Regions from separate parts of the Homo sapiens genome. Here region 1 is linked to region 2. Evidence: chromatin contacts called from ENCODE Hi-C data. All regions are on one chromosome and are shown on one strand. Each heading gives the region's core, a stretch centred on a gene start or an enhancer-like site at or near the end of the contact. The rest is flanking DNA. Distances are from core to core; before and after follow the strand shown. Region 1 overlaps CD58 (CD58 molecule). Region 2 overlaps RSBN1 (round spermatid basic protein 1).

Region 1 (2,893 bases), core at 272-2,771, 2.8 Mb before region 2:
ATTATGATGTCTTATATTCAGAGGGAAATACCAATATTCATATATTCAGGTACTGAAACTTTTAAGGGAATTTTTCTTTTTTCTTTCTTTTTTTTTTTTTTTTGGTCAAATGAACTTTTACTTTACCTGCTAAAATCTGCAGGCAGTGTGAGCCTTAAAATATTTTAGAGAGAGAGAGAGAAGTATCTTAAAATTACATTGTTTATTTCTAAGAACAAACTCAAGAAAACCCTTTCCTTCAAATCCCGGAAGAGTGATTAGCTTGTCTCTAAGGTATGGCATTGGCTGGGCATGGTGGCTCATGCTTGTAATCTCAGCACTTCAGAAGGCCCAGGGAGGAGGATCACTTGAGCCCACGAGTTTGAGATCAGCCTGAGCAACATAGTGAGACCTTGTTTCTACAAAAAATATAAAAATTAGCTGGGCGTGGTGGCATGCAACTGTAGTTCTAGCTACTTGGGAGGCTGAGGCAGAAGGATCACTTGAGCCCAGGAGGTTGAAGCTACAGTGAGCCACGATTGCACCACTGCACACCAACCTGGGTGACAGAATGAGACCCTGTCTCCAAAAAGAAAAAGGAAGGAAGGAAGGAAGGGGAGGGAAGGAGGGAGAGAGAGAGGGAAAGAAAGAGAAAAATAAAAAGAAAGAAAAGAAAGAAATGACATCAGTGAACCTCCTCAAACCATAGCGAGGCTGTTAAGTTTGATTGGGGCTGACATCCATGAGTGGGTACAAGTTTATCTGGTGTGGTGCCCTGCATCCTATAACACTTAGTTGGTAAAATCTACTTAAACTTGAGAGGGAACATCTCAAAAGGGACAGCTGTGGAGTTGGGAAGGTGGAGCCCGCAGGTCCTCCCATCTTGCTTTGGTGATGAGGCAGAAAGTGGGGCTGAAAAACTGAGTCTGTTTTGGTTGTATATGAGGGCTCCTGAGCCATTTTATTTTTAAGCTCCAGTTAAACTTCTTTCTCCATCTCTCCTTACGAAGTCCTCCTTCTTCAGCCAGGTTCCACAGCAATTTGGGATTTCACAAAGCCCAGGGTTTGGGGTGACTGTCAAATTTTGCTATTCTGTCAGGAAGCCTTATCTTTTGAACTACATTTAAGTTGTATTTTAATCATTTTAGTTAATTCATTCAACAGATATTTATTGAAAGTCCATATGCCAGACATATGGGGATACAGCCAAAAACAGGAACACCTTTGTCCTTGTCCTGATAGGGCTAGCCTGGCTGGGGTTACCCCTAAGCTCAGATTTGAATTAGTTGCCAACTTTCAAGAACAGGAATTTTCACACAAAATGTGAATATCTGGCTTTTTTTGAAAAATTGGGAACCTGGCAATGGTGGGCCTCTGTTTCCACATGGCAGGAGCTGAGGCACAGCTCCTGTTTCCACATGGCAGGCCCCTCCCTGTAGGCTCACTGGTGCGCAAGTCCTCACCAGTCCCTTCTGACTCACACTTGGCCCGCTGGTATCTCCTCTGTGGGTGGAATTGCTGGTCTTCGTCTAATGCGTCATTTGCCACAGTTCTGTTTCTTTGTGACTCCTTTGTTTGCTCGTTTTCTTTTTATTGTTTCTGGTCTGGCTTTTTCTTCCTTGACTGGAGTCTTGCTCTCTGAGGCCCTCTTCAGCTCTAGCATTCGATGATTTGGAAACCACAGAGCTTAGTGCCTCACCTGTAGGTTTGGAGGTGTGCTTAACTCAGTTTGACTTTCTCATTTGCAACATCTGCTGTTCCAATGCTGTCTATAGATTGTATCCTGAGAAACCCTGCATCATGTCACTATCTTTAAGAGCCTTATGCCATGTAGCAAGCTAAATAAGAAACAATGGTTAAGAGCACTGATTCTGCAGTCAGATTGTCCAGGTTCAAATCTGGCTTCATTACTTAACATTGTTGTGCCTCAGTTTCCTCACCTGCAAAATAATAAGGTTAGAAATAAAACCTTCTTAATATGTTTTTAGGATTCTGATTTTTTTTTTTTTTTTTTTTTTTTTTCTGAGATGGAGTCTTGCTCTGTCACCCAGGCTGGAGTGCAGTGGCACAGTCTTGGCCACTGCAACCTCCACCTCCCGGGTTCAAGCGATTCTCCTGCCTCAGCCTCCCATGTAACTGGGATTACAGGCGAGTGCCACCACGCCCAGCTAATTTTGTATTTTTAGTAGAGACGGGGTTTCACCATGTTGGCCAGGCTGGTCTGGAACTCCTGACCTCAAGTGATCCACCTGCCTTGGCCTCCCAAAGTGCTGGGATTACAGGCATGAGCCACTGCTCCCAGTGGTGAGTACCTATTTATAGAGCCCTTGCAACAGTGCCTGGCACAGAGCCAGGGCCATACAAGTGTTAGATTAAGTAAAAAAAAAAAGTACCAGTCAATCTGAATCTCAGGCCCTGAGTAATAATTTGCAGAGGAATTTGTGCTGGGGGTTGAGAGTTCCTTTTCATTAACCCATAGTTAACGGTGACCAGATTTTCTAAATAAGAAATCAGGATACTTCATCTATAAAACTTGGGTTCCAGTTACAACTTCAGGCCATACAAAAAGAACTATTAAAATTGAGGTGTTGATGTTTTGTAGAAACACTGCAACAGAATATTTGAGATCAGACCTGTTTTTAGATATGTGATCACTCTATACATGTAGTGCTGATTAGGTATTAGGTACCCTCATATCTTTATTTAAAAAAAATTCAAAATTCTTCAAAACAAAAAAACCTTCAAAAATTATCTGGCTAGCATAGAAAATCTTTTTAGGCGATCACTGATAAAATTTTTTCCCTCCCTCCATCTCTCTTTGCTTTTAAACAGCAAAAACTCACCCCATGCCCAGTTCTCACCCAGTTAATTCAGACAGTGTGAATACCTTGATGTTGACCTAACTCATTAAAAG
Region 2 (3,011 bases), core at 480-2,979:
GTTAACTGTAAAACACCCTCAGACAGATCTTTCAGGAGATATTACAGAAGAAGGCTTTGTTATCATAGCAGATGATAGCTCCGTGAGTGTTATTGCCCCTGAAGACTTTTCAGCAGGACAAGATGTGGAGATGAAAGACAGTGATATTAATCATTCCAACCCTGTTGTAGGCATAGGCCAATGTGTGCATTTGTATCTTTGTTTTTAACAAAAAAGGTTTAAAAAAAGTAAAAAAAAAAGTTTTTAAGTAGAAAATACCTTACAGAATAAGGACGTAAAGAAAGTATTTTTGTATAGCTGTACAATGTGTTTTAAACTATGTGTTATTACAAGAGTCAAAGAATTAAAAAACTCATAAAGTTTATAAAAATTACAGTAAGCTAAAGTTAATTTATTATTGAAGAAAGAAAAATTTTAAAAATCAGTGTAACCTAAGTGTACACTGTTTATAAAGTCTACAGTAGTGTACAGCAGTGTCCTAGGCCTTCACATTCACTCACCACTCACTCACTGACCCATAACAACTCCCTATTCTGCAAGCATGGGAAGTTAAATGTGTTTAGATACATAAAAACTTACCATTGTGTTTCAGGTATCTACGGCAGGGGTCCTCAACTGTACTGGTCCCCCAGTACTGGTCTGTGGCCTGTTAAAAACCTGGCTGCAGCAAGCTATAATAGCATTGCTGCTTGAGCTCCGCCTCCTGTCAGATAACCTGCAGCATTCGATTCTCATAGGAGTGTGAACTCTGTTGTGAATTGTGCATGCGAGGGATCTAGGTTGCACACTTCTTATGAGAATATGACTAATGCCTGATGATCTGAGGTGGGTCAGTTTCATCCAGAACCATGCCTGCCAACCCCCTGCCCTTTTCCGTGGAAAAATTGTCTTCCACAAAACCAGTCCCTCATGCCAAAAAGATTGGGGACCACTGGACTACAGTATTCAGTACAATAACATGCTGTAAGTTTTGTAGCCTAGGAGCAATAGGCTATGTCATATAGCCTAGGTGTGTAGTAGGCTATACCACTTAGATTTGTGTAAGTACAAGCTGTGATGTTCTCAACCACAAATTGCCTAATGACATTTCTCAGAATGTATTTCTGTCATTAGGTGACACATGACTGTACAATAAACTTGTGGTAAATGAATGACACCTGCTTTCCTGTAACTCATGTTACAGGCCTCCAAGTATTTGAAGACTGTTGTGTCCCTCCTTTAATCTTTTCAAGTTAAATACTTTTGAAATACTTTTGATTTCTTGCATTCTTCCTCCATTTTGTATGGTTTGCAAGTCCCTAATCACTTTAAATGTTCTATTTTGGGTGTGCCCTAGTTATAGATATTTTTTAGGCCAGATCGGGAGATCACACCCCAGATGATATCTCTGTGCAATGCAGAATATTGCCTCCCTCATTACAAAGTATACAAGGTATAGGCTAAAAAACCATAACAATGAGGACCAATGTGCAGTGGCTAGAACAAAAGTTTGTCTCTTGTTTAGCAGTCCCGAGGTAAGCAACTCTGTTCCTTGTTGTCATCCAGGATGCTAGTTTCCTTCTGTCTTTAATTTTTGTCGTTCCTACTGGTGTTGTCATGTGCATGATTGAGACTAGCTCTTTACCACTCTGTGTTGCAGCCCTCAAAAGAGAAAAAGGAAGTGGAGGGCAAGCCACTTCCTTATAAAGGTATGCCCTGAAGATTGCATATGTAACTTATGTGACTGTCTCATTGGCCCAAACTTAGGCACAGGCCGCATTTAGCTGTCAGGGAGCCTAGCTTATTGGCCATATGCCCAGGAAATTTTCTTACTAAAAAGAAGGAATACTTTGCTTGTTTGGCATTAGTTTCCTACAGTTGGTGAATGTTTTTTTGTTTTATCTATTTTTTTCTCTCTTTTTTTTTTTCTTGTCAGCCTTTTCAGGTTGAAAGTTGGTGCATGTTGAATTTGTGGTCATAACTGCTGTTCATTGTTATGCTGTTAATTATTTAAATGTATCACAAACATTTGCATTTATTAAATTTTTAAATGCAAGTGATAGACTGGTAATCAGCAGTTCTTCTTCTCCCCCTCCACCCCTTTTTTTTCTTTTTGCCAGAGTTTGTGGTTGATTACTTCATTTCTAGCCTTAACATACAGAAATTCAACAAATATTTATGACTACATACCAGGCACTTTGTATTACAGATATATAATATTGAATAATACAGATTGTTCTCTTTCACAAAGTTTGTATTCAAACATATTGCTTGATTTCTTTTGTGAGTGGTTTAAATTGGGGGTTGGCAAACTTTTTCTATTAAGGACCAGATAGTATTTTCTGCCCTGTGGCCTAAAATTTATGTAAATAATTCAAACAACCCAATAACAACAACAACGAAATAATCTGATTTAAAAGTGGGCAAAAGACCTAAATAGACATTCTGAAATTTGAAGACATACAACAGGTATATGAAAAAATGTTCAACATAATTCATCATCAGGGAAATGGAAGTCAGAACTACAATTAGATATCACCTCACCCCAGTTCTGGCTGTTAACAAAAAGACAAAAAATAAATGCTGGTGAGGATATGGAAAAAGGAGAACTTTTATACAGTTAATGTCAATCTAAATTAGTACAGACATTATGGTCAACAGTGTGGATGTTCCTTAAAAAATTAAAAATAGAACGACCACATGACCAAGCAATTCCACTTCTTGGTATATGTCCAACTCAAGGAAATTTAATCAGTATGTTGAAGATCTGCATTTCCATGTTTATTGCAGCACTATTCATAACAGCCAGTTTGTTTTTCTTAAAAAATAGTTGTCCTTGACCATTTTTGAAACGTTATTCTTACATCATTTTAATTGCATTACTTCTTAACTCATCCTTTCACAATTTCTTTAGCTAACTCTTCCTCCTGTCTGTCAAATATCTGTTTTCCTTTAAGTGCAGTTCTTGGTTCTGTCTCTTTCTATTCTTTCTCTCAAGTCTTAGTCACTTAAAAAATTATATGTTATAGACA

What was found. Hi-C counts contacts between places; a loop is a spot of excess contacts on that map. Pooled maps may share reads with other maps.
Region 1: a map with no recorded cell type shows a loop between it and region 2 (6-fold over the local background). The contact joins two enhancer-like sites. A Hi-C loop is called at or near these places in 2 of 37 single-sample maps with no recorded cell type and 1 of 50 pooled maps.

Annotation. Positions count from the first base shown.
Region 1 is chr1:116,555,364-116,558,256 of GRCh38, reverse strand. The region is part of intron 1 of CD58 (CD58 molecule); the gene reads left to right. It overlaps LOC105378925 (a long non-coding RNA gene), which reads right to left. Exons shown (of 3, transcript XR_947739.2): 3 at 1-2,893. Among named protein-coding and RNA genes, the nearest start is that of MIR548AC, 3.3 kb to the left of the region's middle. RefSeq lists enhancers at 1,356-1,650, 1,424-1,673. Within about 2 kb of position 1,521, at least 19 of the 41 ENCODE cell types and tissues checked have a DNase peak (open chromatin) inside an H3K27ac peak, as active enhancers do.
Region 2 is chr1:113,782,354-113,785,364 of GRCh38, reverse strand. The region is part of intron 2 of RSBN1 (round spermatid basic protein 1); the gene reads left to right. Among named protein-coding and RNA genes, the nearest start is that of PHTF1, 24 kb to the right of the region's middle. Within about 2 kb of position 1,729, at least 11 of the 41 ENCODE cell types and tissues checked have a DNase peak (open chromatin) inside an H3K27ac peak, as active enhancers do.